Linked DNA regions of Homo sapiens: region 1 is linked to region 2. A link is an interaction called in ENCODE POLR2A ChIA-PET data of the cell type or tissue named here. Cell type or tissue: GM12878. All regions are shown on one strand. Links, peaks and the distances in the headings refer to the core of each region. The heading gives the core; the rest is flanking DNA. Region 1 overlaps SULT1C2 (sulfotransferase family 1C member 2). Region 2 overlaps GCC2 (GRIP and coiled-coil domain containing 2).

The links. ChIA-PET counts read pairs that join two places held together with the same protein. Peaks named below come from ENCODE experiments on the same cell type or tissue, not always from the same donor. Only the 100,000 strongest peaks of a DNase experiment are listed, where the experiment ranks them.
Region 1: POLR2A ChIA-PET joins it to region 2 with 7 read pairs; 2 of 35 experiments call an interaction of 5 or more read pairs at or near these places.

The regions. Positions count from the first base shown.
Region 1 is chr2:108,295,263-108,310,538 of GRCh38, forward strand. It overlaps SULT1C2 (sulfotransferase family 1C member 2), which reads left to right. Exons shown (of 8, transcript NM_001056.4): 4 at 5,576-5,673; 5 at 9,312-9,438; 6 at 9,910-10,004; 7 at 10,153-10,333; 8 at 13,090-14,653. The coding sequence ends at 13,202. Among named protein-coding and RNA genes, the nearest start is that of SULT1C2, 14 kb to the left of the region's middle. In GM12878, for the core only: no CTCF peak of the experiment used is centred there; a DNase peak (open chromatin) is centred at 9,919.
Region 2 is chr2:108,452,208-108,467,483 of GRCh38, forward strand. It overlaps GCC2 (GRIP and coiled-coil domain containing 2), which reads left to right. Exons shown (of 23, transcript NM_181453.4): 4 at 192-259. Among named protein-coding and RNA genes, the nearest start is that of GCC2, 11 kb to the left of the region's middle. RefSeq lists an enhancer at 8,767-8,836. In GM12878, for the core only: no CTCF peak of the experiment used is centred there; DNase peaks (open chromatin) are centred at 8,364 and 8,654; H3K4me3 peaks cover 425 bases; H3K27ac peaks cover 2,226 bases.

The DNA.
Region 1 (15,276 bases), core at 2,533-10,532, 160 kb before region 2:
GCTCCTCTGGCTTTCGAAGAAGAGAAAATGGTCACTAGGTAGGTAACTACTCGCTTTGTAACCCAGTGCCTGTTCCCGCCCTGCTCTGAAATACCTGTGGGGCTCTGACCCCATAGACAGGCCAGCCTCTGCCTGCTTAACCATGATCTCACTCCATGTGCCATGAGGACCTGCTGTTTTGTGTGTGTCTGGTCTTCTGCTCCTTGAGCAGCAGGATGGTATAATAGTTAAGGACTACCAGGGTTTAAATCCTGACTCCATCACTCACCTCACAACGTTTAAATCCTGACTCCGTCACTCACCTCACAATGTTTACATAACCTCTCTGTGTTACAGTTTCCTTAGCTGCAAAGTGTAGATAGAATCAAGGCCTATCTCAAAGAGTTGTTGTGAGCATTAACAAATTCAGTATAGGTAAAAAGCTTGAAGCAGTGCCTGACACTCAGAGGATACTATCTACGTGTTAGCTATCTTTACTAACCACTTCTCCAGGCCCCATGACCCCATGTGTTCCCTGATTATCTAAGACCAGCATTTTTTGTTTATTTAAAGATGGAGGCTAGCTCTGTCACCCAGGCTGGACTGCAGTGGTGCCATCATAGGTCACTGCAACCTGGAACTCCTGGGCTTAGGCAATCTTCCCACCTCAGACTCCTGAGTAGCTGGGACTACAGGTGAACACCGCCACACCTGGCAAATTTTTTGCTTGTAGAGATCGGGTTTCACTATGTTTCCCAGATTGGTCTCAAATACCTGGCTTCAAGCAATCCTCCTGCCTCGGCCTTCCAAGCCACTGGGATCACAAACATGAGCCACCACACCCAGCCCAAGAACGGCTTTTGATCTTTGTTCTACCTCCTGCCCCTGCCGCTGCCCAGTGTCTTACCTCTGGCAATTTGAGAGATTAAAGAAAGAGGAGAGGCCTAAGCAAGATTTCTAATGAAGTATTCTTAGCAGTAGAGAGCAGAGTGTTCAATCACTAAATCGGCATAAAAACCAGGATAGAGCTGTAGAATCCAGAGAAAGGATGGTAATCAAACGGCCAGCTTGGCATGTCATACAGAGGCACCCTGGCCTCTTTAGGAACCAAGGTGCCCTGTGTGAGAATAACAAACAGTCTCAGGCTTTATGATCTGCCCAGCCACAGACAGCTGAATGCTGGCTGGAGACTCAGCTGTGCAGTGGTCGTTTGTTTGGTTTTTTTTTTGAGACAAAGTCTGGCTCTGTTGCCCAGGCAGGAGTGCAATGGCATGGTCTTGGCTCACTGCAACCTCTGCCTCCCGGGTTCAAGCAATTCTCCTGCCTCAGCCTCCCAAGTAGCTGGAATTACAGGCACCTGCCAGCACGCCCAGCAAATTTTTGGTATTTTTAGTACAGTCAGGGTTTTACCATGTTGGCCAGGCTGGTCTCGAACTCCTGACCTCATGATATACCCGCCTCGGCCTCCCAAAGCACTGAGATTATAGGCGTAAGCCACCGTGCCCAGCCAGTGGTTTTCTTTCAGAGTAGATAATCCCTGCCAGTTGAGGTGAGGAGCATCACTGGGAGGAGACCAGTTGCTGACATAGACTCATGGCTGTCGGCCAAAGGTCTCAACCACCCTTGGAGCATTCTGGAGTGGTCAGACACTACTGGACAATGGATGAGCTTGTGCCCTGCATGGTCAGTCTCCCTTCCAGGCCCCCTTCTGCTCTCCCATCAACTCCCAGCCTTGTAGCCGTTCTGTGACAAAAGGGATTACATCTGTGACCCACAGAGAATTGGTTTGGAAAGACTTTGAAAAGACCTGTGTGCATGTGTATGCATATGCATGTGTGTGTGTGAACTGTATATAGGTGAAATCTAGGAATGATCCACTTAGTTTCAGCAAACATCTATGCTCAAGGGCCTATGCTGCTCATAAGACTTCACACCTACTTGCCCTCAATAAGTTATTGTCCCATGGAAGAAACCAATGCAGATGATATAACAACAAGCATGGAGGGCTACTGGCAGGGTGAGGGGAACATGGCCAATGAACCGTTCCTGGAGGTGACACCTGAAATGATAAACTGTTGTCATTACTAATTTTCTGCCTCTGTCTCCTGCCAGACTGCAAACTCTTTGATGGCAAGAAACAAGTTCTGTTTAACTTTGTACTCCCATGGGGCTGTTTCTACAGTATTGGCTGAATTGATTTATCCCTCACAGCCACATGCAATTTGGCTCAAATCCCAAGGCTAAAATCTTAGTGCAACTGACGAAGGCCAAAAATGACCCCGTTTGCCCCCTTCTTCCAAGCTAGTGGGCTTGGGAATGGGCCCTGCAGCCTGGGCTGTGTCATGCACACTCTCCACGCTGTGCTTCTCCACCCTGAGTCTGAGCAACCATCGTGGTATTCCTGGCGGGTGAGGCAACCCCATGGGGCTTTTCTGAATCATTGATGAGAGAGAGGTGGGGCGAGGGTGTGGGGGGGCAGAATGTACAATGTACCTATGTTCATAAAAGAAAACACTGGTCAACTGCTTTATGTCAAGCCCCGACTCCACAGTATCTCTCTCCTGTAGGGGTTTTTTGGCAGAAAAATTTGGAGTTAGAGCTGGACTGAGCCCACCAACAGGGCTGGATCAGGAGTAGGAGTGGGCCTTCTTATTTGTCATGGGCAGGAAGGATGACTGTGAGCCATCTAAGGACCATAATGACTGAGTACAGATTTCCCAATTAGAAGACTGGGTCTCTTTTAGGCATTAAGTGGTTACTGCCCACAGGGCATTAAATCAGGTGTAATAGGAAAGAGGAGAGCCGCGAGTACCAGGAAGGAAATCAACCAGCCTGCAGATCTCACTTTCTGGCAGATTCCCTGAATTTGCTCCCCAGCTTGGGATTGACAGTCCAACTCCATCCATAACCTTCCCTTCTGTCCTCTATGTCTGCTAAGGTTTCTTATAGCTTTCATCTCCGTTTCTCTACATTGTGCTTCTTTAGCTCTGCCACTATTTTTCTTTTCAGCTATATAAGCTCTGCTATTTAACCCTACTCATTGTAGGTTTTCATGTCCAAACACTATAAATCTTCCCAGTCTTTTTAGTAGTCTCTTGTTTCCTTGCTCATGTTTTCAACTTTCTCTTTTATTCCTTTGCACTTTTTTTTGAGACAGGGTCTCACTCTGTCACCCAGGCTAGAGTGCAGTAGTGCAAACACAGCTCACTGCAGCCTCAATCTCTCGAGCTCAAGCGATCCTCCCATCTCAGCCTCCCGAGTAAGTAGCTGGGACTACAGGTGCGTATCACCATGCCCAGCTAATTTTGGTATTTTTTTTTTTTAGAGACAGGATTTCACCATGTTGCCCAGGCTGGTCTCAAACTCCTGAGCTCAAGCAATCCACCTGCCTCAACCTCCCAAAGTGCCAAGATTACAGACGTGAGCCACTGCCCCTGGTCTTCTTTGCATATTTTAAACATAGTTATTTATATTCTCTATTAGGTACCCAATAACTGAGGTCACTAGGGGTTTAGTTCTTCCACCTGTTTTTTTTCTAGCTCTTGTTCATAGGGCTTTTCCCTCACTTGTTTTGTAATTTTGTATAAAAAGCTCTTTTCTCCCTGTCTTGATCTCACACCTACATTGGAACATTTCCAATCTAGAATAGTTTAAGTTAACTTCTGGTCCAAGCTGGTAGTATAATTTCATATCCATGCATGTAGTATGAAAACAGGATTGTGGTTATGAGCTCTCAAGAAAGCCTCTTTTTCTGCACCCAGAGGCGAGGCAAGGAAATTACCTTACCTCTCTTTGGCAGTAGGTGATCTTTTTCTCTCTCACCTTTCACTGAGGTAGCAGACATTTGAGTTTCTCCGGCTAATGCATGGGTCTCTGTTCCTAATCTGTGCCTCACTAAAGTCCAGGGCTACCAGCCTCTTCCCTGAGCAGAGGTCACTGAACTGAGCACTGGGTGTCCAGAGGGTGAACCCACTCAGGGCAGCTGTCATCAAAGCCTTTGCCCACTTCTCCATCTTGCAGCTCCCTCCCTCTTCACTTTCGTCCCTGGAGGGTCCCCTTATTTTCTTATGAGCCTGATTATGCACTTAAATGATACGTTTGGTGTTTTAATCAGAATCTGCAGGTGTGTGATTAACAGGAAAGATCTTCATAATGTTCAGGCCACCATGTCTCCAGCAGTGAAAGTACTTGGAGAGACCCTTGAAGAGTGAGTGGGACTGTCCAGATGTGTAGAAATGAGAGCCGGAGGGAGCCACAGGGGCGTGGGGCAGCAGGACCAGGGCATGTGGAAGGTCAGAGTGTGAGCTGGCGTAGAGGTGGAGCTGAGAAAAGAGACTAGAGGCAGGAGAGCTTTGCAGTTCTTCTAAGGAATATGGACTTCAAAAATGGTTAAAGGTGGTTTTCCAACTTTTCTTTTTAGTACCAAAACACTTTTTTATTTAACAAAAATTACCATGACTACATGATCCAGCAATTCCACTTCTGGGTATATATCCCAAAGAAATAAAAACAGGGTCTGAAACAGATACCTGTACATCTACATTCAAAATAACATTATTCACAATAGCCAAAAGGTGGCAACAACCCAAGTGTCCACCAATGGCTGAATTGATAAACAAGATGTGGATATACAATGGAACATTACTCAGTCTTAAAGAGGAAGGAGATTTTCTGCACTAACTTGACCCAGCTCCTCTGACATGATTCGCATGAGCCTCTGATTCCCACACTAGAGTGGAAGCTCCTTAGGGAGAAGGCCTGTGTTTTTCTTGTCTTTGTTGCCTTTTCCCCTAACCTCAGCTTAACACGATGATTGCACAAAGTGCTCGTTAAGGCTTTTAAATGAGAGAGTAGAGGCCGGGCACCGTGGCTCATGTCTGTAATCCCAGCACTTTGGGAGGCCAAGGCAGGTGGATCACGAGGTCACCAGATCGAGACCAGCCTGACCAACATGGTGAAACCCCGTCTCTACTAAAAATAGAAAAATTAGATGGGCGTGGTGGCCAAGCGCCTGTAATCCCAGCTACTCGGGAGGCTGAGGCAGGAGAACTGCTTGAACCTGGGAAGCGGAGGTTGCAGTGAGCCGAGATCGCACCACTGCACTCCAGCCTGGTGATGGACCAAGACTCCGTCTCAAAAAAAAAATGAGACAGTAGAAATCATGACTCACAGGCCAGCAAGTATACATGTTTTTAGAGATGAAACAAGTGATTGCAAACAGGCCGGGTACATGAGACAGCCTGCTGCAGGCACATGGGGGTCATCTCTGGCTGGCAGGAAGGTGAGGGAGTCCTCTCTTCTCTGGTCCTGGCTGACTCTGCCTCAGCAGGACTTCACTTGACCATTCTCACCTTCTGTCACCTCATCCTTAAAGTGACAGAGTAAATTAACTCTAAGGCCCCATCCAGGACTCAAGCTGTGTGATTTTACAAAAATGAAAATTATATTAATAATCCCATTGTAAAATCCCAAAAGAAAGTCAAGAGACTAGCAGAAAGACAGGTGGGTGATGGGATGTCCTGGACAGAGCCTGGATCATGAGGTCCCCATGTAGTGCTTGTACTACGCAGATGTTTCCTCTTGAGCTATTTTAAAGGTGTGGAAAAAGCCAAAGCAATGCCCTCTCCACGGATACTAAAGACTCACCTTTCCACTCAGCTGCTGCCACCGTCTTTCTGGGAAAACAACTGCAAGGTAAGATACCAACAGCTCCCTGTGACAGAAGGGAAAGTAAGCCAACCAAAGCGAGTCCTGCAGACCCCAACGCAGAGCATTCGTGATCACCTTTGCCTCTCCACTGTCTCTGATGCTTACCAGCAAAGAGAAAACATAAAGTTCTACATTCAGCAGGACATTCACCTGAACAGTTTCAAATAGGACATGAAGGCAGGATCCAGATTGAATGTTTGGAGGGAACTAGAGACATGGGGAGGCAGTGAGTGCAGTAAGCGTAGCTGTGAAATGAAGGGGAGAAGATGGTGGTCCCAGGCTGCAGGCCATGGGGAGGTTTTCTAACAGACCAGGGAGGGAAGAATGAGAGGAAAAAAGCTAAAGCTCTCCCCAAAGGAGGCCAGGCGCGGTGGCTCACGCCTGTAATCCCAGCACTTTGGGAGGCCGAGGCGGGTGGATCACAAAGTCAGGAGATCGAGAGCACGGTGAAACCCCGTCTCTACTAAAAATAAAAAAAAACTTAGCCGGGCGCGGTGGCGGGCGCCTGTAGTCCCAGCTACTCGGGAGGGTGAGGCAGGAGAATGGCGTGAACCCGGGAGGCGGAGCTTGCAGTGAGCCGAGATCACGCCACTGCACTCCAGCCTGGGCCACAGAGCGAGACTCCATCTCAAAAAAAAAGTTCTCCCCAAAGGGTAAACAGATGAATCAGGCAGAGCAACGCTCTTGAGGACACCCCACCTCTGCCTCTGGTAGACTCTGAGTTCTTCGTTTTATTTATTCTGTGACTTTATTCGTATGCACCCCAGTGCCTAATAAGTTCCTGGCACATAGAGGGCATTAGACACGTCCTTGCTGAGTAAATACGGAAGTGGCTGTAGAGCAGGTGGAGTCAAGGGTACAAACTGAGCCGCCAGCCTTGGTGAGAAAGTGGGGCACTGCTTCCTTAAAGGCAGGAATGAAGGGGAAAGAAGGGCTAAGAAAGATATGTTGCTAGGGGACTGGAGTGAAGTTGGAGGACTCAAATGACTTCACTCCTTTTAGTAATAATGTTGGATAAGGGGACAAAAACTTCCATTTCCAGAATTATGGCAAACTAGGTGTTCTGAACCCCTGAAGCCCTTATATGTAGAACATCCAGGATTACTGCATAAAAAAATCACAAGTTTCCTTTTAATGCATAACTGAGATCAAAATAAAGTCCCTAAGTTTAGAAACTGCAGAGGAAACTGAAACTCAGAGAGGCAAATTGAGACTGGGACTCTCCAGGGGAAATCTGATGACCTGGATAATCCAGCAATTTAAGTTTTAATGGCTGCACAGGGACAGGGTCAAAGCCCATGGCACAAGGAACCAGAAGAATGAGGAGCCAAAGCTGGGACCACTGAAGGGCTACATCCTCAATGGATGGGTGGAGGAGGCAGAGAAAGACCTTAGGGAACCACTCTGCCTTGACCTAGGCGCTCAGCTCCCTTGAGAATGTATAGCCACAGGTTTACTCCCTCGGGGTTTGAGATTGAAAATTGCACTCCTTGCATTGTCCAAGAAACTACAAGCAGAGACATTCCACAAGGTGGTCCCCACAGCCAGTGTTCCCAGGTCCGCTCTGGAGGGACACAGCTGCAACTCAGACCCCCATAGGATCCCCACTTGAGCTCACCATCCCACATTACAAAATACACAAAAGAACAAGCCACCATGAGATGCAGTCTTCAGAAAGAACCCATGGAAGAGTCAGACCTCAAGAACTTCAGACAATGTAATTATCAACTCTAGAAATAAGAGAAGGTTCAAGTTGTGTGAATAAATGAAAAAGTGTATCAAAAATAAAATAAAGAAATAAGATGCTACTTTTAGACACAGAAATATTAAGTAAATAAATGGAATTTCTATAACAAAAAAATATAAAATCATGGAAATTAAAAACTCAAGCATAGGATAAAGTGCAGAACAGCTGCATAGAGAATTAGTGAACTCAGACAGGAAGGTTTGAGGGTAAAGGTTTGAGGAGAGAGGAGAGACCTGTGTCTGGAGCTAAGAGCCAAGAGATGGAGCACGGGAGGGATTAATAAAAGGATTATCAAGCAGCAATGAAGAGGAAGAAAACTGAGCATAAAAAATTTAGAAACTAGGGGAATTTTTTAAATCAGCATTTCTTAAAACCTTCTTTACTGGTGCTTGGCAGCTTGGTAAGTTGGAGAAGAGAAGATGGGGAGTAGGACTTAGTAGACAGTAACAGAGTCAACGCTTTCAGGAGCAGGGTTTCTCAACCTTAGCACTTGCTCTAAAGGGCCTGGGACTTGATATAATCAGGCATGGCAAGACATGCAGGTACAGTGGTGACTGTCATAAGGAAGAAGTGTGTCCTCGCAGATACCTAGAACAGGAGGCATGGCATGTCACACAGAGCCTCACAGGGAAGCAATGGGATAGGTCAGGAGGAAGAGACAGTGAGTAGAAGACATGGGCAAGAGCCTTGATGTGGTTTCTTTGGGAAGGAATAGTTGAGGCAAGGTAGGCAGGCTTGGGATTGGCCAGTTTGAACCACTGGAGCAGGCTTTCAGCCACAGGGGCTTGGCCTAGTGGTCTGGTATCTGACCCTGGGGTGTCAGGGCAGGTGAATAATGGCCCAGTGTGTAAAAGCCCAACAGTGGAAGTGTTGGGGGTATAGGCTCTGGGGTGTTGTAGGCAGTTCCTCCAGAGTCAGCAAAGCCCCAGGATGTCAAAGCATCAGATACAGAATATAAAAGACATAATTAATACAGCACTCCTGACATTTGGGGCAGATTTTTCTTTCTTGTGGGTGGGAGCAAGGGGACTCTTCTATGTATTGTAGAATGTTGAACAGCATACTTGGCCCCTGCATGGATGCCAGTAGCACCACTACTCCAAGCTGTGCAACCAAAAATGTCTCCAGACATTGCCAAATGTCCCCTAGTGGATACAATCATCCCATCATCCCCAATTGAGAACCACTTAAAAGTGAAAGAATAAAAAAGCACAGCATTGAAATAGCTGGTCATAGATCTGAGATGCATAGTCAAGAGGCCCATTTGGCATTGATGCCATTAAAATGTGAACTGAGTACTGGATAAAAGGTCAGATTTGGTAAAATGAAAGGTTGGGAGAGTGCAGGGATGTGAAATTGTGGGCAAAGTGGAACTTGAAGGAATGTTTGTAGGGGCAGAGCTGAAATGATTAGAGATGGAAATCATTCAAGCCGAGGAGGCCAGGAGAAAAATAGGAGCTATTTTCTTGCTGTGTGGCTCAAACTCTTAAACATGAAGCTTCTGTGCATCTTTGGGAGGGTGCGCGAGGGGTCATCAGTTTACGTTGATACTGTGGAAGTCTCCTATTCAAGTGGCAGGTCATAGTTTACAGAAAAAGATTTTGCTCCTGATACCAAAGGGGCAATCAGGCAATCTAATCCTCACCAATCCCTAATTGATTAGCTAATTAAAAGGACTGAGTTTGAAGTAGAGAGCAGACTTGGTGACAAAGCAGAGACAGAAAGAAGAGGGAGGTCACAAGGCCAAGTCGCAGGGCCAGCACTGCAGAACTGAGCCAGAGTGCACAGCAACCCTCAGGATGGCTCTGCCTAAGGGAACTCTGTGAAAGTCCACTTTTTATACCATCTTTTACCCACCTCTTTTCTTACCCCAAAGTTCCTTTATGTAGCTCGAAATGCCAAAGACTGTATGGTTTCCTACTACCATTTCCAAAGGATGAACCACATGCTTCCTGACCCTGGTACCTGGGAAGAGTATTTTGAAACCTTCATCAATGGAAAAGGTACGGGAACATCCTTCACACCCTTGCATTCTCACTCCAGCTAGGCTGGGTCTAGGGAACCACAGGCAGCATTTTATCCCCTAGAATGCCTGTACTTCATCAGGTGTGTCCTACCACAGACTGGGACTGGGCAGAGCAAGCTGGCCACTGAGTGTATGCCCACAGCCCTCAGCAAACATCTTCCACCTGATTCAGAGTCTTTAATTACAGCCATCCTCTTCCAAAAGGTGTCCTTGTCCCTATGTGATTGCACATAATAGGAAGCCACTTTAGGGACGATGTTGGGGCAAGTAACCCTAAGGCTGTCCCCATCTACACCACCCTCAAAATCAAACAGATCAGAACCCTTAGGACATATCTAATACAGAATTTGGGTTTTCTCTCTCTAACTCACTTCAGGAAAATCCCTAATACTCAGAAGGTTTTGTGTGATGCCTATGTAGACTATTCTGTTTCCTGTGTCTATTTCAGTGGTTTGGGGTTCCTGGTTTGACCACGTGAAAGGATGGTGGGAGATGAAAGACAGACACCAGATTCTCTTCCTCTTCTATGAGGACATAAAGAGGGTGAGTGAAGGCTCTGCAGAAGAACCATTTTAAAGTGGTTCTTCAGGTGCAGAGAAATTCAAAGTTGTTTCAAAGGACATCCCAGAGAATTGTAGTATTTCTTTATGATACTCTCATTCATTCCAGTCCAATGTTACCCTTGCCGCAGGACCCAAAGCATGAAATTCGGAAGGTGATGCAGTTCATGGGAAAGAAGGTGGATGAAACAGTGCTAGATAAAATTGTCCAGGAGACGTCATTTGAGAAAATGAAAGAAAATCCCATGACAAATCGTTCTACAGTTTCCAAATCTATCTTGGACCAGTCAATTTCCTCCTTCATGAGAAAAGGTGTGTGGGGCCTCTTTATCATACATTCAGATTGTCTCGTAACATCCTGTCTGCCTCTTAGCAGACAATATTGAGTTTTATTAATTCCAAGCCAATGCATTTCAACTATTCCTAATATGTGTTTCTAATAAAACCAGGGATTTGATCCTGTTGTAGAAGAGAGCTTTCTAGGGTATTGTTCCAGTATTTGGTTGCAAGGAACAGAGAGTCCCTCAAGCTAGCCCCAAAGAAAGGGGCTTACTGTGAAGATTCACCATGGACAATAAAGGAAATGCAATCACATAGAAAACTAGGAAGAGGAGCCACCACTGGTCCAGACCTCCCAGGGGCCGCTGGATCTCAGGGTCCAGGACTCAGCAGCAGGAGGGATGTGTCTTTGCTCCAAAGCTCCACCACTTACAGGACTCAGCTGCTTTTCACATATCTATTAGGCATGGCTTCCTCTGCTAACCAGCTTCCGGTCTCTCCACCCATTACAACTTTCTCCCACTTTATAACTTCTGATGACTCAGTTTCTGCTCATAACTTGGTCTTGACCCTTACCCAAACCTGCTCTACTTCATGAGTTTCAACTACAACTACTGTTGAGAACTGCCTCATCCTCAGTATTTCTTAGTTCCAATTCCCAAAGGAGGAATTCTAACTGGCCCATCTAATATTTTTTAAGAAAAAACTTTATCACTTTCTAATTTAAAAAGCAAAACATGTCATTGTTAAATATTAAATTGGGCTGGGCAGATTGACTTATGCCCATAATCCCACGTTTTGGAAAGCTGAGGCATGAGGATTGCTTGAGGCTAGGAGTTCGAAACTAGACTGGGCAACACAGCAAGACCCCATCTCTACAAAAAAAAATTAATTAGCTGGGTGTGGTGATGCATCCCTGTATTCCCAGCTTCTCAGGAGGCTAAGGTGGGAGGAGCACTTGAGCCCAGGATTTTGAGAATGCAGTGAGCTAGGACCTTGCCACTGTACTCCAGCCTGGGTGACAGAGAAAGACACCAGCTTTTCTTAAAAAATAAACTAAATAGGCTGGGCATGATGGCTCACGCCTGTAATCCCAGCACTTTGGGAGGCCTAGGCAGGCAGATCACGAGGTCAAGAGATCAAGACCAACCTGGCCAACATGGTGAAACCCTGTCTCTACTAAAAATAAAAAAATTAGCTGGGCGTGGTGGTGCACGCCTGTAGTCCCAGCTATTCGGGAGGCTCATGCAGGAGAATCACTTGAACCCAGGAGGCAGAGGTTGCAGTGAGCCAAGATCATGCCACTGTACTCCAGCCTGGTGACAAAGTGAGACTGTCTCAATAAATAAATAAATAAATAAAATCAGTATAAAATTATATTTTTTAAAAGTCTCTCCACAAAAACTCCACCCCCAAGAAGTAACTACCAACAGTATGGAAGTCCCTTTCTCTCTCATTTATAACATACAGATTTTTTATTCACAACAGTGAAATCATGGTATACACACTGCTTTGAAACATCTTTTCTTCTTCCTCTTTGATTTTGCATGTGCTTGAATTTATGTTGTTGCATTTTCCAATCTACAACAGTATTCCATACCAATGAAACAAACCAAAATATTCTACCCCTTTTCTCTTTGGATAACCAGTGGTAATGATTTGTCAAGGTGCCCTTCTTCAGGCTCATACATAACCATCTTTCTATACACCCTCCTTCTTCAGACTCACACAGACACAAAGATATGTAACCATAATGAAAGCTTGCTCCCTAAAATGCAGAATGGGGTCATATTTTATACCTTTACTTACCAGGATATGAGAAACCCCTCTAGGGCAAGGCATATAGACTCATACACCTCATTGATTTCTTTGGTCCCATGTTATACCAAGCGAAGGATGCATCATAATTCATCCAACTATTCCCTTAATGATAGACACTATAGTTATTATTGTTTTCAATGTTTGTTTTTATGCATAATGTTACAGTAAATATCTTTGTGCATAAATTATTTCCAGATGCTTTTATTTCTGTTGCATAATTTTCTGGAAGAGGTATTGGTGGGGAAAAGAGAATTTCCCCTGTTTAAAATTAGTTTAAGTTGTTGTTTGGTGAAAAATATTATCTCATTCATATTTTTCCAAAATAGTTTTTTATTGAGATATAATCAAAATACCAAAAATGCACAGATCTTAAGTATACAGTTCAACCCATTTTAATAAATGTATATACCCACACCACCCGCACCCCAATCAAGATATGAAACATTTTCATTACCCCAGAAAGTTCCCTCTTGTGCCCTTTTCAGTCAATGTCTACCTCCAGGGACAACCGTTTTTCCAATTTCTATTACTCTAGATTGATTTTGCCTGTTGCTGGACTTCACGTAAATGGAATTTCACAGTATTTACTTTCCTGTGTCTCGTGTCTTTTGCTCAACATAATGTTTTGAGATTCCTCCATGTGGTTGTGTGTCTGTAGTTCATCATTCTTTTATGTCTATGTAGTAATCCATCAGGTAAATACACTACAGGTGGGGCCAGGTCATGCAGGCCACTAGCTGCCTTGGGTCAGTTGTCCAGCTGACTTAGAAGTCCATCCCCCTGCACAGAGTCCCCTAGGCCTGCTTCTTATAGGAGAGCTGCTCATGGACAGGTGTCCACTGAAGGGGGAGTTGGGTGAGTCAGGTATGTGGACAGGCCAGATTCAGTATGGGCACTACACCACTTTACTCAGGGACACCACATCTTTCAATCAGAGTGACACTCCTGTCTGGCCTTCCTTTTTCTAGGAACTGTGGGGGATTGGAAAAACCACTTCACTGTTGCCCAGAATGAGAGGTTTGATGAAATCTATAGAAGAAAGATGGAAGGAACCTCCATAAACTTCTGCATGGAACTCTGAGCAAGATGTAAATAAAATTAAAAGGTGGATGGCAAGAGTGCAAATACTATCTTCAATCCTTCAGTCCCAGCCAGAAGAATCTCTGAAAGCATATTGTGAATGTATACAATGTAGTACAAACAATCTCTGTGATGATTAACAGTATGTCACCACTTCATTTTTTAAAAAGGATCACGTCTAATGCCCATTTTCCCAACTATTCTTTCCAAAGTAAGATATAAGGTAGCTTAATAAACTAAGTAAAACGTATGACTTGAGTACAAAAGGATTGTTTTAATCCCCATTATTCTGGAAAGTGCATCCTAGTCTCCCAGTCTATAACATCATAATACCTTGAGTATAAGTCCAAATATTAGGTTATATCTATATTAAAAACAAAATTTCTGTCATCTGTCCTGGCCATTCAGGCAACTCCAGCCTGGGCTCAATCCTGGAGTTCTGTCTGGTCACTATCAGAAGGAACACTTTGAGGGAAACCCTGGTGCAGCCAGCCCTGAGGAAACATGGCCTGAGTGCCCTCACTGGTGGGTGGGAATAAAATGGAAGTGCACAGAGGAGATGTCAGAAGACCAAAACTTGGTGAATAGTCCCAGTGCTAGGTCATATAGGAAACAGAAAGCATGACAGTGGCCTTTTGGGAACCCAAGTTACGTCCTGGTGAAAGCAGAAAGGAGGAGACAGGATGGCTGTCAACAACGTCAGCATGGGCATGGCTCCCAGGCATGGAGGTAATTGGGTCTTGGCTTCAATGCCACCCTTTTGGGAAGCCCTAAACCAAGTGAGGTGTTCTTTTCCCTTGCTTCCCATATTTGTCCCAGTTGCAGCCCTGTTGTTATGTATTTACTCTTCAATTTCTTATTTATACCTCTCACTCAATTGTTAATTCTTTGGGTTCAGTCTCATGCCATATTTACTCCTAGTACCTAATGCAGTGCCTGGCACACAGCAAGTGCCCTTGAGAACTTGTAGAGGGAGTAAAAAAGTGCATGGATAAATGACTGCAGCAAATCACAAATTTTGAACTTTGACCCTTTTCTTTTAGTCCCAAATAGTGGCATTCCATAGCTGAGGGTAGTAGGAGCAGTTCACCCTGGGAGCAGACAATAAGAGGAAGAATGAAGCCAACTAAAATTCTGAATGCTTTTTGTTGGATTTCGTAGGGTATTTTTTTTAAAATAGGGTCTTGCTATGTTGCCCAGGCTGGTCTTAACTGACTGCTTTTTATTATTACCATGCACTGGCAATTCCAAACAATGTCAGTGTTAAAATGCTTCTCCCTGAAAAAGAGAAAAAAAAAAGGAAAAAAAGAAAAGAAAAGTGAAAAGAAAAACTCTTATTGGCCTAAGTTCTAAATAATAGCTAGGTTACCACTGAGTTTTAACTATATGTATATGAGCTTCAAATAAGCACCTTTTTATTATGTAAATAAATAAAAGTTATCTGTATCCCCACTGCATTGTAAAATTTTTGTTGTTTTGTTTCATGTCTTATTCACCTTTGTATGGAAATTAATTCAGAAACCCCAAGCATAGAGTCTACCTCTTTAATTCCAGCAGGCAGATGTAGTTCTGCCTGCTTCCTTCCAAGGTTAAGTTCATAACAGTTCAGAATCTTGCAAGCTCACTTCAGGTATAACCTGTGTCTCCAACCCTGCAGTATTTGGATATTGCTGTTTAAACAGTAGATTTGGCATAGATGATGGTGGCACAATGGTTGTAAAGGAAAAGAAGCAGAACACCTCAGTTTGTTCAATTCTCTCATTGGGGTTTTCAGTTGTATCCAGAATTTAAAACAGTAAAATTTAAGAGTGTGAACAGCAACATTCACACTTTGTTTAGTAAGTACAAAGTTGTGCTCATACAGGAAGTTTACTGACTTTGAATAATAACTTTAAAAACAAAATTTACTCTTTTCTAAGTGTTAATTATTTGTTTTAAAATTTAAGAATGAATCAAGAAATAAAACATTACACCAGTGGTATGATTTAGTAATTGTCTGACTTATACTTTTTGTAGACATTTTAGTTTTATTTAAATTGGCATTCTGATTTTTTTACTGGTCTTGAGTCTATACA
Region 2 (15,276 bases), core at 4,171-12,170:
TTGGGAGGAAACAAAATTGGCCATGTAATGCTGAAGTATAGTGATGAGTGCAGAGATTAATCATACTATTCTGCTTAAATATATTCTAATTTGCAGATTTATGGGGGGTTTTGTGAGAATGTACTTATCAGTTTCCCAGTAATTATGTTCTTTATTTCTGAACCGGAGTCCTTTATTTTTTAATTGTTTAGAATTGGAGAAAGAAATTGAAGAACTCAGATCAAAACCTGTTACTGAAGGAACTGGTGATATTATTAAGGTAATTATTACGTTGGGAAATGTCTAAAGAGAAATAAAATTTCCCTGAGGATTGTCAGTCTGCTAGAGGCTATCTGGCTTTCTGTTTCTGTTCTACTTCCTCTCTGCCTTGGTTGTTTTTACCTATCTGATTCACTGTAAAAAGAGGGGGTTAATGACCTCTGGGTCTCTTTCTGTTCTGAAATTATTATTCTACTCTCTTCCCACGTATTTTCTTTTTTCTTTCTTTTTTTTTTTTTTTTTTTTTGAGATGGAGTCTCACTCTGTCACCAGGCTGAAGTGCAGTGGTGTGATCTTGGCTCACTGTAACCTCTGCCTCCCGAGTTCAAGCAGTTCTCCTGCCTCAGCCTTCCAAATAGCTGGGACTACAGGCGCCCGCCACCACACCCAGTTAATTTTTGTATTTTAAGTAGAGACGGGATTTCACCATGTTGGCCAAGATGGTCTTGCTCTCTTGACCTCACGATCCGCCCGCCTCAGCCTCCCAAAGTGCTGGGATTACAGGCGTGAGCCACCACGCCCAGCCCATATTTTCTAATTATGGTTGTTACTTCATTCTCTGCTCTTCCCCAGCCCCCTGAAAACCTGGCCATGCTCAGGACTTAAGTGATTTTAGGTGTACAGTATATAATCTATAGATAGATCCATATCCCTGGACATGTCTACTGACCCAGATCTCACAGTTGTGTTTCCCTCTCACACATTTCACTTATCTCATCAAACTCAACCAAATTGCTTCCCTTGGTTAGACCAGTGGCACCACAGTTTTTTATACCTTTTGACTTTAGAGACACTTTAACTTCTCTGTTTCCTTTATTCTCTATATGTGTCAGTCACCAGAGACCTATTATAGCTTTAAGATATTGTTCCAGTTTATCTTTTTTCTCTCTATTTCTATGGCTTTATGTTAAACACATCAAATACTTAACCTATTTCAATAAAAACCTCACTGGGTTCTCTTTCTCTTTTTAGTCTTATATAATACTGCCAGATAACAAAATATTGTTTTTATTCCCCGTTTAAAAACCTGAGTTGCAGGCCAAATGCAGTGGCTCACACCTGTAATCCCAGCACTTTGGGAGGCCAAGGTGGGAGGATCACTTGAGGTCAGGAGTTTGAGATCAGCCTGGCCAGCATGGTGAAACCCTGTCTGTACTAAAAATACAACATTTAGCTGGGCGTGATTGCCCACACCTGAAATCCCAACTACTCAGGAGGCTGAGGCACGAGGATTGCTTGAACCCAGGAGGCAGAAGTTGCAATGAGTTGAGATTGAGCCACTGTACTCCAGCCTGGGCAACACAGCAAGACTCCGTTTTTAAAAAAAAAAAAAAAAACACAAAAAATCTGAGTTGCTTATTCTTATTTCCACTCCCTTAATGCTAACAAATGCTTTTTCATTCCCTCACTTTCATTGCCCGCCTTAGGCCAAGCTTCTGTAAAGTTTCTTTTACATCTCAGAGCTCTGAAATACTGTTTTCACTGCTTTTGCATAATATCCGTTGGTTATATATTTATTTATTTTTATTTATTTATTTATTTTGAGACAGAGTCTCGCCTTGTCGCCCAGGCTGGAGTGCAGTGGCACAATCTCGGCTCACCGCAAGCTCCGCCTCCTGGGTTGACGCCATTCTCCTGCCTCAGCCTCCCAAGTAGCTGGGACTACAGGCACCCGCCACCATGCCTGGCTAATTTTTTGTATTTTTAGTAGAAACAGGGTTTCACCACGTTAGCCAGGATGGTCTCGATCTCCTGACCTCGTGATCCACCTGCCTCGTCCTCCCGAAGTGCTGGGTTTACGGGCGTGAGCCACTGCGCCCAGCCTGGTTATATATTATCTTATTTTCTCATCAGTGGCTCCCCACTTGTGAGCAGTGAACTACTGAGGGACTCCCAGAGAGTTATTACAAGGGGTCTTTAAATCCATATGCATGTCACACAGTATCATTTTGTTCTTTATTTAGTTACAGTGTATGAAGCTAGAATGATGTGCACAAATGTCATTTCATTTTATAATGTACTGTTTCATTTAAGTATTACTGAGTTCACAGTAGTCTTCTTTGTATATTTAGTCATTATATGTTTTCTTAATCCATGATAGCCACAGTACAACTATATGTTAATTAAGGAAGAAGGTCGATAACACCCAGACTGCCTGAGTCAGGCTTTCAAATCCTTGTTCATCTACTGATCAGCTGTGTGACCTTGACTAAGTTTCTTAAATTCTTTCTCTATGATTCAGTTTTGTCATCTGTAGAACAGCGATAATAATACTTTCTGTTTGTAGGATTGAGGTACAAACAGGATTGATGTAGAAATGTAGGATTGATAAGGTAATATATCTACTGCACATAGAACTGGGTTGGTCACATAAGTACCCAATAATTGTTAGTTATCATTGTTATTACTACCATTTATTATTTCTGGGGGATTTTTTTTTTTCTTGAGATAGGATTTCTCCCTATCGCCCAGGCTGGAGTGCAGTGGCGTGATCTCCGCTCACTGCAACCTCTATAGAGTGTTAGAAAACACTCTAGAAAGTTTTTTATCCATTAACTCTTATAATACTTTTTACAGAATTGCATTTCAGAATAAGAACATTTAAATATCTACCTGCTGTTTCCTCCTTATCACTCATCAATGTATTCTCCCACTGTCAAAACTACTCCTAAAGACAAGATTAGAAAATTTCAGCCAGGCTCGGTGGCTCACATCTGTAATCCCAGCACTTTGGGAGGCTGAGGCGGACAGATCACCTGAGGTCAGGAATTGGAGACCAGCCTGGCCAACTTGGTGAAACCCCATCTCTACTCAAAATACAAAAATTAACCAGGCATGGTGGCACGCGCCTATAGCCCAAGCTACTTGGTAGCTGAGGCAGAAGAATCGCTTGAACCGAGGAGGCAGAGGTTGCAGTGAGCTGAGATAGTGCCACTGCACTACAGCCTGAGCAACAGAGTGAGACTCCGTCTCAAGAAAAAAAAAAAATTCTCCAAGTTAGCCAACTTTACCTTTAAGGTTTTTTTTCTTTTCCTTCTTTTTTTTTCCTGATCCATTATATTTATACGTATTCATGGGGTACATGTGAAATTTTGTTAAATGCACAGAATATATAATCATTAAATCAGAGTATTTACTATCCACAGCCAGGTATTTATCATATATATGTGTTGTGTACATTTCAAGTCTTCTGGCTATTTTGAAAAATATTTATCTTTCCCTGTCTTAGATTTTACTTAACATAATGACCTCCAGCTCCATCCATATTCCTGGAAATGGCGTGATCTTATTCTTTTTTATGGGCATATAGTATTCCATTGTGTATATATACCACATTTATCCATTCATCCTTTGATGGGCACTTAAGTTGATTTCATGTATTTGCTATTGTGAGTAGTGCTGCAATAAACACAGGAGTGTATATATCCCTTTGTTATATTGATTTGTTTTCAATGACTACCAATATTGGGGTTTTTGGATTGTATGGTAGCTCTATTTTTAGTTTTTTGAGAAATCCCCAACTGTTTTCTTTTTTTTGAGACGGAGTCTTGCTCTGTCGCCCAGGCTGTAGTGCAGTGGCATGATCTTGGCTCACTGCAAGCTCTGCCTTCCAGGTTCACACCATTCTTCTGCCTCAGCGTCCTGAGTAGCTGGGACTACAGGCGCCGGCCACCAAGCCTGGCTAATTTTTTGTATTTTTTAGTAGAGATGGGGTTTCACCATATTAGCCAGGATGGTCTCGATCCCCTGACCACTTTGGGAGCCAGCCTCGGCCTCCCAAAGTGTTGGGATTACAGGCGTGAGCCACCGCTCCTGGCCTGAGAAATCCCCAACTGTTTTGTATAGTGACTATGCTTACCTACACTTCCACCAACAGTGTAGAAGAGTTCTTTCTCCACATTGTCATCAATATCTGTTACTTTTTTTCTTCTTAATAGCCATTCCTTATTGTGGTTTTGATTTGCATATCCCTGATGATTAGTGATATTGAGTATTTTATCATATACTTCTTGGCCATTTCTTTGTCTTTTAAGAAATGTCTATTCATGTCCCTTGCCTATTTTTTAATGGGGTTATTTTTTAATGTTGTGTTGTTTGAGTTCCTTGTATACTCTGGGTATTAGTCCCATATTGGATGAGTAGATTGCAAATATTTTGTCCCATTTAAGAGGTTGTCTTCTTCATGCTGTTGATTGTTTCTTTTGCTATGCAGAAGCTTTTTAGCCTATAATCTCAGCATTAAGGGAAGCCATGGCAGGAGGATCACTTGAGCCGAGCAGTTTGAGACCAGCCTGAGAAACATAGCAAGATCCGTTTCTACAAAAAAATATAAATTAGCCAGACATGGTGGAACATGCCTGTAGTCCCATCTTCTTGGGATGCTGAGATAGGAAGATCACTTGATCCCAGGAGGTTGAGGCTGCTGTGAGCCATAATCACACTTACTGCACTCCAGCCTGGGTGACAGAGGGAGCCCTTACATAAAAAAAAAAAAAAAAAAATTTAAGATGCCTTTCAGTTTAATGTAGTCCTATTTGTCTGTTTTTGTTGCCTGGGCTTTTGAGATCTTAGCCATAAAATCTTTGCCTAGACCAATGTCTTGATGCATTTGCCCTGTGTTTTCTTCTTTTAGTTTTACACTTTTGGGTCTTATATAATATAAGTCTTTAATCTATTTTTGTTGATATTTGTATCAACTAAATGGTGAGAGATAGGGACTCACTTTCATTCTTCTGCATATAGTTACCTGGATTTCCTGGCACCGTTTGTTAAGAGGGTGTCGTTTGCCCAGTGTGTGTTCTTAATGGCATTGTCGAAGATCGGTTGTGTATAAATATGAGGATTTATTTTTGGGTTCTCTATTTTGTTCCATTGGTCTGTATGCTTGTTTATATACCAATACTTTGTTGCTTTGGTTTCTATAGCCTCGTAATATGTTTTGAAGTCAAGTAGAATGATGCCGCCGCTTTATTTTTTAACTCAGAATTTCTTTAGCTTTTCTGGCTTTTTTTTTGGTTTCATGAAAACATTAGGATTCTTTTTTCTGTTTCTTTGAAAAATGGTGTTGGTATTTTAATAGGGATTTCATTGAACTGTACATTAGTTTGGATAGTATGATCATTTCAACAATATTTTGTGAGCATGAAATGTCTTCCTGCTTATTTGTGTTCTCTTCAGTTTCTTTCATCTGTGTTTTTGTAGTTTTCATTATAGAGATCTTACACTTCTTTGGCTTTTGTTTGAGCTACTGTAAAAGGTGTTGCCTTCTTGATTTCCTTTTTTAGCTATTTTATTGTTGGTATATAGAAATGCTACTGGTTTTTGTATGTTGAATTTGTATCCAGCAACCTTACTGAATTTATCAGCTCTAAGAATTTTTTGATAGTCTTTTGTCATCTGTAGAGAGGGACAGTTTAACTTCCATGTTTCCAGTTTGGATGTCGTTTATTTCTTTCTCTTGCCTAATTGTTCTGGCTAGGACTGTCAGTCCCATGTTGAATAGTAGTGGTGAAAGTGGGCATCTTTGTCTTCAGTTCTTAGAGGAAAGATTTTCAGCTTTTCCCCATTTTTGTGTGATGTTAATGTGAGTTTGTCATATGTGGCCTTTATTATTTTGAGGTATAATCCTTCTGTGCCTAGTTTGCTAAGAGTTTTTATCCTGAAGGGATGTTGAATTTTATGAATTCCTTTTTCTGCGTCTAGTGAGATGACATACGACTTTTGCCCTTTATTCTGTTGATGTGATATGTCACATTGATTTGCATATATTGAACCATCCTTGCATCCCTCGAATAAATTCATTTGATCATGGTGTATTATCTTTTCAATGTGCTGTTAGATTTGGTTTGCCAGTATTTTGCTGAGGATTTTTGCATTGGTGTTCATCAGGGATATTGGTTGTTGCTTTCTTTTTTTTTTTTTTTTTTTTGCTGTGTCCTTGTCTGGTTTTGGTATCAGGGTAGCACCAGCTTTCTAGAATGAGTTAGGGAAAATTGCCACCTCTTCAGTATTTTGGAGTAGTTTCAGGAGGATTGGTATTAGGTCTTTATACATTTGGTAGAATTCAGTGTGCATCCATCTGGTTCTGGGCTTTTCTTTGTGGGGAGACTTTTTATTACTGATTCGTTCTTGCTACTCATTATTAATTTGTTCAGGTTTTCTATTTTTTCCTGGATTTTTCTTTGATAGGTTGTATGTTTCCAGAAATTTATCCATTTCCTCTAGGTTTTCCAGTTTGTGGGTGCATAGCTGTTCATAATATTCTCTGATGGTCTATTTATTTCTATGAGAATGGTTGTAATGTCTCCTTTTTCATTTCTGATTTTATTTAGGTCTTCTTTTTTGTTGTTGTTAGCCTAACTAGTAGTTTATCAATTTTGTTTATCTTTTTGAAGAACAAGCTTTTCATTTTGTTGATCCTCTGCCTTTTTTAAAAGTCTCTATTTCATTTAGTTCTGCTTTGATCTTTATTAGTCGTTTCCTTCTGCTAATTTTGGGTTTGGCTTTGGCTTGTTCTTTCTGGTTCATTGAGGTAAATCATTAGATTGTTTGAAATCTTTTTACTTTTTGGATGTAGGCGTTTATTGCCATAAACTTAGTATTCATGTCCTGCTTTTGTTGTATCACACAGGTTTTGTGATACAAAAAATCACATAGGTTTTGTGATACAAAAGCACTGCTTTTGTTGTATCACATAGGTTTTGGTATGTTGTAGTTTCCATTTTCATTTGTTCCAAGAAATTTTTTGATTTTCATTTTAATTTCCTTATTGACCCATGGTCATTTGAGACCATGTTATTTAATTTTCATGTATTTCTGTCACTTCCAAAGTTCCCCTTGATACTGATTTCTAATATTCCATTGTAGTTCGAGAACATACTTGATATGATTTTGATTTTTAAAAATTTGTTGAAAATGATTTTGTGGCCTAACATATGGTCTTTTCTGAAGAATGAATGTTTCATGTGCTGTTGAGAAAAATATGTATTCTGCAGCTGTTGGATAAAATGTTCTACAAACATCTGTTAGGTCCATTTGGTCTAAAGTCTGGTTTAAATGCAATGTTTCTTTGTTAATTTTCTGTCTAGATGATCTGTCTAATGCTGAGAGTGGGGTGAGTTTGCCCAGTACGATTGCACTGGAGTCTCTCTCTCTCTAGATCTAGTAATAACTTGCTTTAGGAATCTGGGTGCTCCAGTGTCAGGTTCATATATGTTTAGAATTGTTACATCTTTTTGCTGGTTTGATTCCTTTGCCATTAGATAATGACCTTCTTTGTCTTTTTTTTTTTTTTTTTTTTTTTTTTTTTTTTTACTATTTTTGACTTAAAGTCTGTTTTATCTAAGTATAGCTACTCAGGAGCCTGAGGCAGAAGAATCGCTTGAACCTGGAATGCAGAGGTTGTAGTGAGCGGAGATCACGCCGCTGCCAGGCTGGAGTGCAGTGGCGCAATCTTGGCTCACTGCAGTCTCCGCCTCCTGGGTTCAAGTGATCCTGCCTCAGCCTCCCAAGTAGCTGGGATTATAGCCATCTGCTACCATGCCCAGCTAATTTTTTGCATTTTTGGTAGAGACAGGGTTTCACCATGTTGGCCAGGCTGGTCTTGAGCTCCTGACCTCAGGTGATCCACCCATCTCAGCTTTCCAAAGTGCTGGGATTACAAGCATGAGCCACCGTGCCTGGCCACTAAATAGATTTTCTAATCCTTTTGTTCTCTCTGCTCATTTGGTTTCTATTTGCATGGAATATCTTTTTCCATGCTTTAACTTTCAGTCTGTATGTCTCTTTACAGGGAAAGTGCATTTTTTGTGGGCAGCACGTAGTCGGATTATGTTTTTTATCCTTTTAGCCAGCCTGTATCTTTTAAGAGGAGAGCTTAACTCCATTTACATGCAGTTATTAATTATATGTGAGCCTTTTTTCTGTCATATTAACGGTTTTCTGGTTGCTTTATATATTCTTTGTTCCTTTCTCTTATTGTTTGTTATAGTGGTTTGCTGTCTTTTTATGGTAGTACCATTTGAGTCCTTTCTCTTCCTTATTTGTGTGTTGCTTTACCACTGAGTTTTCTATTTGTGTGTGTTTTTATGATCATAAATGTCATCCTTTCACTTTCAGGTTTAGGACTTCTTGAACATTTCTTGTAGGTCTGGTCTAGTAGTAATGAATTCCCTCAGCTTTTGCTCGTCTGGAGAAGACTTTATTTCTCCTTCATTTATGAAGGATAATTTTGCTGATTATAGTATCTTTGTGATATGGTTTGGATTTGTGTCCCTGCCCAAATTTCATGTCAAATTGTAATCTTCAGTGTTGGAGGTGAGGCCTAGTGGGAAGTGACTGGATCATGGGGATGAACATGAACTTCCTCCTTGCTTTTCTCATGATAGTGAGTGACTTCTCATGAGATGTGGTTGTTTAAAAGTGTGTAGCATTTTCGCCTTCACTCTCTTCCTCCTGCTCCGACCCTGTAAGATGTGCCTCCTTCTCCTTCCTCTTTGCCTTCTGCCATGATTGTAAGTTTCCTGAGGCCTCCCCAGCCATGCTTCCTATGCAGCTTGAAGAACCATGAGCCAATTTAATCTCTTTTCTTTATAAATTACCCAGGCTCAGATAGTTCTTTACAGCAGTGCAAGATCAGACTAATACACTTTGGCTGGGAGTTTTTCCTTCAGCATTTTGAATATATCATTCTCTTATCTCCAATGAATATATTATTCTCTTTTCTCTTCTCTTTTCTCTGGGTCTGTAAGCTTCCTACTGAGAAACCTGCTGTAAGTCTGATGGGGGTTCCTTTATAGGTGACTAGATGCTTTTCTCTTTGCTGAATTTTTTTTTTTCCTCTTTGCTGTTTTTAGAATTCTCTTTGTCTTTGATTTATGGCAGTGGACTATAAATATGCCATGGAGAATACCTTTTTGCATTGTATTTGTTTGGGGATACCTGGGCCTCCTATATCTGGATATCTACCTCTCTTGCTAGACTTGGTGAGTTTTCATGTATTATTTCACTATTTCACTAAATAGGTTTTCTGGTATTTTTTGGTTTTGTTTTGTTTTCGAGGCATAGTTTCACTCTTGTGGCCCAGGCTGGAGTGCAGTGGCGCAATCTTGGCTCACTGCACCCTCCACCTCCCGGGTTCAAGTGATCCTGCCTCAGCCTCCCAAGTAGCTGGGATTACAGCCATCTGCCACCATGCCCAGCTAATTTTTTGTATTTTTAGTAGAGACGGGGTTTCACCATGTTGGCCAGGCTGGTCTTGAGCTCAGGACCTCAGGTGATCCACCTGCCTCAGCTTCCCAAAGTTCTGGGATTGCAAGCATGAGCCACTGTGCCTGGCCACTAAATAGGTTTTCTTTTTTTTTTTCTTTTTCTTTTTTTTTTTTTTTGAGACAGAGTCTCGCTCTTTCGCCCAGGCCGGACTGCAGTGGCCTATCTCGGCTCACTGCAAGCTCCGCCTCCCGGGTTCACGCCATTCTCCTGCCTCAGCCTCCCGAGTAGCTGGGACTACAGGCGCCCACCACCGCCCCCAGCTAATTTTTTTTTTTTGTATTTTAGTAGAGACGGGGTTTCACCCTGTTAGCCAGGATGGTCTTGATCTCCTGACCTCGTGATCCGCCCGCCTCGGCCTCCCAAAGTGCTGGGATTACAGGCGTGAGCCACTGCACCCGGCCACTAAATAGGTTTTCTAATCCTTCTGTTCTCTCTTTGCTTTGAGATACCCCAGTAATTCAAATAAATATTTGGAGGCCGGGCGCAGTGGCTCACGCCTGTAATCCCAGCACTTTGGGAGGCCGAGGCGGGCAGATCATGAGGTCAGGAGATCGACACCACCCTGGCTAACACAGTGAAACCCCGTCTCTACTAAAAAATAAAAAAAAATTAGCTGGGTGTGGTGGTGGGCGCCTGTAGTCCCAGCTACTCAGGAGGCTGAGGCAGGAGAATGGCGTGAACCCGGGAGGCAGAGCTTGCAGTGAGCCGAGATCATGCCACTGCACTCCAGCCTGGGGGGCAGAGCGAGACTCAGTCTCAAAATAAATAAATAAATAAATATTTGGTCACTTTATGGAGTTGCATATGTCACAAAGACTTCGCTTCTTTTTTTTTTTTTTTTTTTTGAGACAGAGTCTTGCTCTGTCGCCCAGGCTGGAGTGCAATGACGTGATCTCGGCTCACTGCAACCTCTACCTCCTGGGTTCAAGCGATTCTCCTGCCTCAAGCTCGTGAGTAGCTGAGATTACAGATGCCCATCACCACGCCCAGCTAATTTCTGTAATTTTAGTAGAGACAGGGTTTCACCATGTTGGCCAGGCTGGTCTTGAACTCATGACCTCAGATGATCCACCTGCCTCGGCCTCCCAAAGTGCTGGGATTACAGGCATGAGCCACCGCATCTGGCCGACTTTGCTCATTTTTAAAAATTCTTTTACCCTTATTTTTTTTTTTGACTATATCAGAAAAAAAAGACCTGTCTTTAAGTTCTGACATTCTTTCTTTTGCTTGATCTAGTCCATTGTTGAAGCTTTTGAATGTATTTTGTTTTTTATTCTATGAATTCTTCAGTTCTAGAATTTCTATGTGGTTCTTTTTTTCTGATATCTATTCTCTGGTAAATTTGTCATTCATATCCTGAATTGTTTTTCTGATTTCTTTGTATTGTTTTTTGGAAACTTTTTGTATCTCACTGAGCTCCTTTAGTATCGAAATTTTGAATTCTTTTTCTAGGATCTTATGAATTTCTTTTAGATTGAGATCTGTTGCTAGAGAATTATTGTGTTCCTTTGGAGATGTCATATTTCCATGCTTTTTAATGTTTTCTATGTCCTTTACCTTGATATCTGTGCATCTGGTATAATAGTCACTTTTTCCAGTTTTTTTAATTTACTTTTGTAGGGAAGAACTTTTTCCTGAAGATGTATCTTTAGTATTGCTTGGGTAGAGCACAGTGGCTTTGATTCTAGGTGGGTGCAATAGCATAGGATCGGTATGACTTATTTGGCTGTAAACAGCATCAGTGGTGTCTGTGATTTCATCAGTGACTTAGGGTGCAGTTGTTAGTGGAGGCTGTGGTAAAGTTTTGCTGGGGCCTGGAATGCCAAGTAGGCCAGTCTTCAGGTCGCAGTGGTGGTAGTTGTGGATTGAGCATGCCTGTCCCTGGGCCCCAGAGTGTGTCTGCTGGCACCAGTGTTAGCAGGCCAATTCTTGAGCCTCCAGGTAGCTTGATCAGGTGCTGGGAATGGCAGCAGTGGGCCAGGCTGTTGGGTGGGTTCTTGAGCCCCTGGGCAGTGGATGTAGCATGGGAAATGGCAACAGCAGTGGTGGGACAACCCTCTGGGTCCTAACTGATCAGCATTGGTTTTGGCAGTGACTGTGATTTGTTGATTGGGCCAGTCTCCATATCCACAGGTGGTGCATGGCAATGAGTGCCAGCTGTGGTGGTAGCAGCAGGTTAAGTGGGCCCTATCTCAGGCCCCAGGTTGAGTGCGCAGGTGCCACTGGTAATGGACTGGGCTGGACAATACCTAGTCCCCTGGACATTGCTCTCAGGTACTGGTAGGGGCTGGAGCCAGGACAGGCTGTGTGCCCTTAGGTTCCTCGGTGGTGCGTAAAGATGCCGGCTGTGGTTTATAAGGGTGGGGTGAGTGTCCCAGGCCACCAGCAGAATGTTCAGGTGGAGACAGCAGCATGTTGTGTCGCTGCGACTAAGGAGAGTGAAGTTGCTTCCCCTGGGAGCAGCCATAGGTAGGCAGCATCACCTGTGCGTCGGCCCACAGCGGTCTTTAGCCACAGCAGCTGCAGGCAGTGGAATTTGTCCTCAGGGTTCATGAGAATGCTCAGCCACCCCTCTGCATGGTTAGAAGGGGCAAGATTGCCACCCGTGCTGCCACCTCAGCCCAGGTTGCCGGGCAAGACATAATCCAGTGGAGTGGAGGCCATGGCACTGTGCTGCCACTTTTCAAAACTCAGGGGCTTGTGGGGACAGCGTGAGCTCTCTGGAGCAATGCCTTCATGCAGCTTTCAGGAAACTCCCTTTGTGAGTCTTGGGACCCACAGGGGTCAAGGGACCCTTCTATGGCTAGGATTGTAGAAGTCTGCAACAGGAATGTGGACAGCTGAGAGTCTCTCACTTAGCCTTTCTGAGCATTGGGGAATTTCTCTCTTCTCCCAGCCAACTGTAGCGGAGCAGGCTGCCTTGCCTCCTTCCCTTTCCTTATGTTTTAGGCCATTTTTGCATTGCTATGAAGAAATACCAGAGGTCTATGGGAAAAATGGAAGGATGGAAGGAAGGAGGGAGGGAGGGAGACGGGAGGGATGGAGACCTGAGACTGGGTAATTAATAAGAAAAGAGGTTTAATTCGTTCATCGTTCTGCAAGCTGTTCAGGAAGCATAGTTTGACATCTGCTTGGCTTCTAGGGAGGCCTCCAGGAGGTTTTATTTATGGCAGAAGGCAAAGGGGAAGCAGGCACGTCACATGGCGAAAGCAGGAGCAAGTGAGAGAGCACTGTGGGAAGAGGTGCCACACACTTTAAACAACCAAATCTTGTGAACTCAGAGTGAGAGCTCACTTTTCACCAAGGGAATGGCCCAAGCCATTCGTGAGGAATCCACCCCCATGATCCAAACACCTCCCACTAGACCCCACTGCCAACATTGGGGGTTACATTTCAACATGAGATTTGGGTGGGGACAAATTTCCAAACTATATCACCTTAATGTGTTTTCCGTCACTTCTCTGTTGAATTTGTGTTCTCTCTTGGATGATCTGTATGTATGTAATTATCTACTCACTATTTTGGTTCATAGTGGAGGAGGTAAGTAAGAGATGCCTCTAATCAGCCACCTTTTGAAGCCCTCTCCTAACCTTGATCTCAGAGTATTGATTTTTTGAAAACTTTTTATTTCAATAGCTTTTGGGGTACAAGAGGTTTTTTGTTACATGGATGAATTATATAGTGGTGAAGTCTGAGACTTTAGTGCACCCATCACCAGAGTAGTGAACATTATACCTACTGTGTAGTTTTTTATCCCTAGCTCCCCTTCCACCCTCCCTCTTTTGCATCTCTAACATCCATTATATCACTCTGTATGGCTTTGCATACTCATCGCTTAGCTCCTACTTACAAGTGGGAATATATATGGTTTTTGGTTTTACTTCACTTAGAATAATGGCCTCTAGCTCCATCCAAGTTGCCTAAAAACACATTATTTCATTCCTTTTTATGGCTGAGTAGTATTCTATAAGTCATTTTGGATTGCTGGATTGAATGATAGATCTATGTTTAGCTCTTTAAGGTATCTCCATACTGTTTTCCATAGAAGTTTGTACTAATTTGCATTCCCACCAGCGGTGTATAAGTGTTCCCTTTTCCCCACATCCACGCAAACATCTGTTGTTTTTGACTTTTTTTGAAACGTAGTCTCTCTCTGTCGCCCAGGCCGGGGTGCAGTGGCACAATCTCGGCTCACCGCAACCTCTGCTTCCCAGGTTCAAGCTGTTCTCCCTCAGTCTCCTGTGTAGCTGGGATTAAGGTGGTATCTCACTGTGGCTTTAAGTTGCATTTCCCTGATGATTATGATGTTGAGCATTTTTTAATATGTTGGCCATTTTTATATATCCTTTTCAGAAATGTCTATTCATGTCCTTTGCCCACTTTTTAATGGGATTATTTGGGGTTTTTTATTGCTGATTTGTTGAGTCCTTGTAGATTCTGGATACTAGTCCTTTGTCAGATGCGTAGTTTGCAGATATTTTCTCCCATTGTGTGAGTGGTCTCTACTCTGTGGGCCAACACAGTCTTGATCTCCTGACCTCATGACCCGCCCACCTCAGCCTCCCAAAGTGCTGGGATTACAGGCATCAGCCACCACACCCGGCCAACATCCATTTTCTTAATGGGCCAGTGGGTTTCTTACTGGTTTGTAGAATTTTTTAAAATACATATTTGTTGTTATTTTTGTTGTTTGTGTGGTAAATATCTTCTCCCAGCTTATGGTTTCTTTTTTATTTATTTATTTATTTATTTTTTGAGACAGAGTCTCGCTCTGTCACCCAGGCTGGAGTGCAATGGGGCGATCCCAGCTTATTGCAAGCTCCATCTCCCGGGTTCATGCCATTCTTCTGCCTCAGCCTCCCGAGTAGCTGGGAGTACAGGCGCCCACCACCACACCTGACTAATTTTTTGTATTTTTAGTAGAGATGGGGTTTCACTATGTTAGCCAGGATGGTCCCGATCTCCTGACCTCATGATCCACCCACCTCAACCTCCCAAAATGCTGGGATTACAGGCATGAGCTACCTGCACCCGGCCAGCTTATGGTTTCTTGAGTTTAAAGCTGTGTTTTTGACATTTAAATCTTAATCCATCTGGAGTTTATTTGTTTATAATATGGTATGAAGTCTTTTTTAATATCAATAACTTTTTCAACCTTAATTATTGAATAGCCTTTCTCCATTAACCTAATATTATGGTTAAAAATATGTTTGCGTTTGTCTGAACTTGTTTTCTATTCCATTGGTTGTCTGTGCCTTTGCTGATACTATATTGTCTTTATTATTTTTCTATAGCCTTAGAGTAAATCATGATATCTAGGAGAGTAAGTCCTCTCTTTCTTCTCTTCAAAAGTATCCTGGCTATTCTTGGTTTTTTACTTTCCCATATACGTTTAGAATTTTGTCATATTCCATGAAAAACTTCATTGCGATTAATTGGAATTGCGTGGAATCTGTAGTTTTATAATTTCCCCTGTGGAACGCCTTCACACATCTTTTGGTAAAGTTTTTCCTAGACTCTTGATATTCTTTGATACCATTGTAAATGCTGTCTTCTTTGTAATTATATTTTCTAAATATTTGCTACTAGTATCCAAAAATGGAACTGACTTTGTATATTAATCCTATATCTACTTTGTGAAACTCTGTTGTTTCTAATTACCTATAGATTCTTCTAGATTTTTTATATAAACAGTCATACCATCTGAAAAACCATTTCTTTTTTAATCTTTATGCCTCATGTCTTATT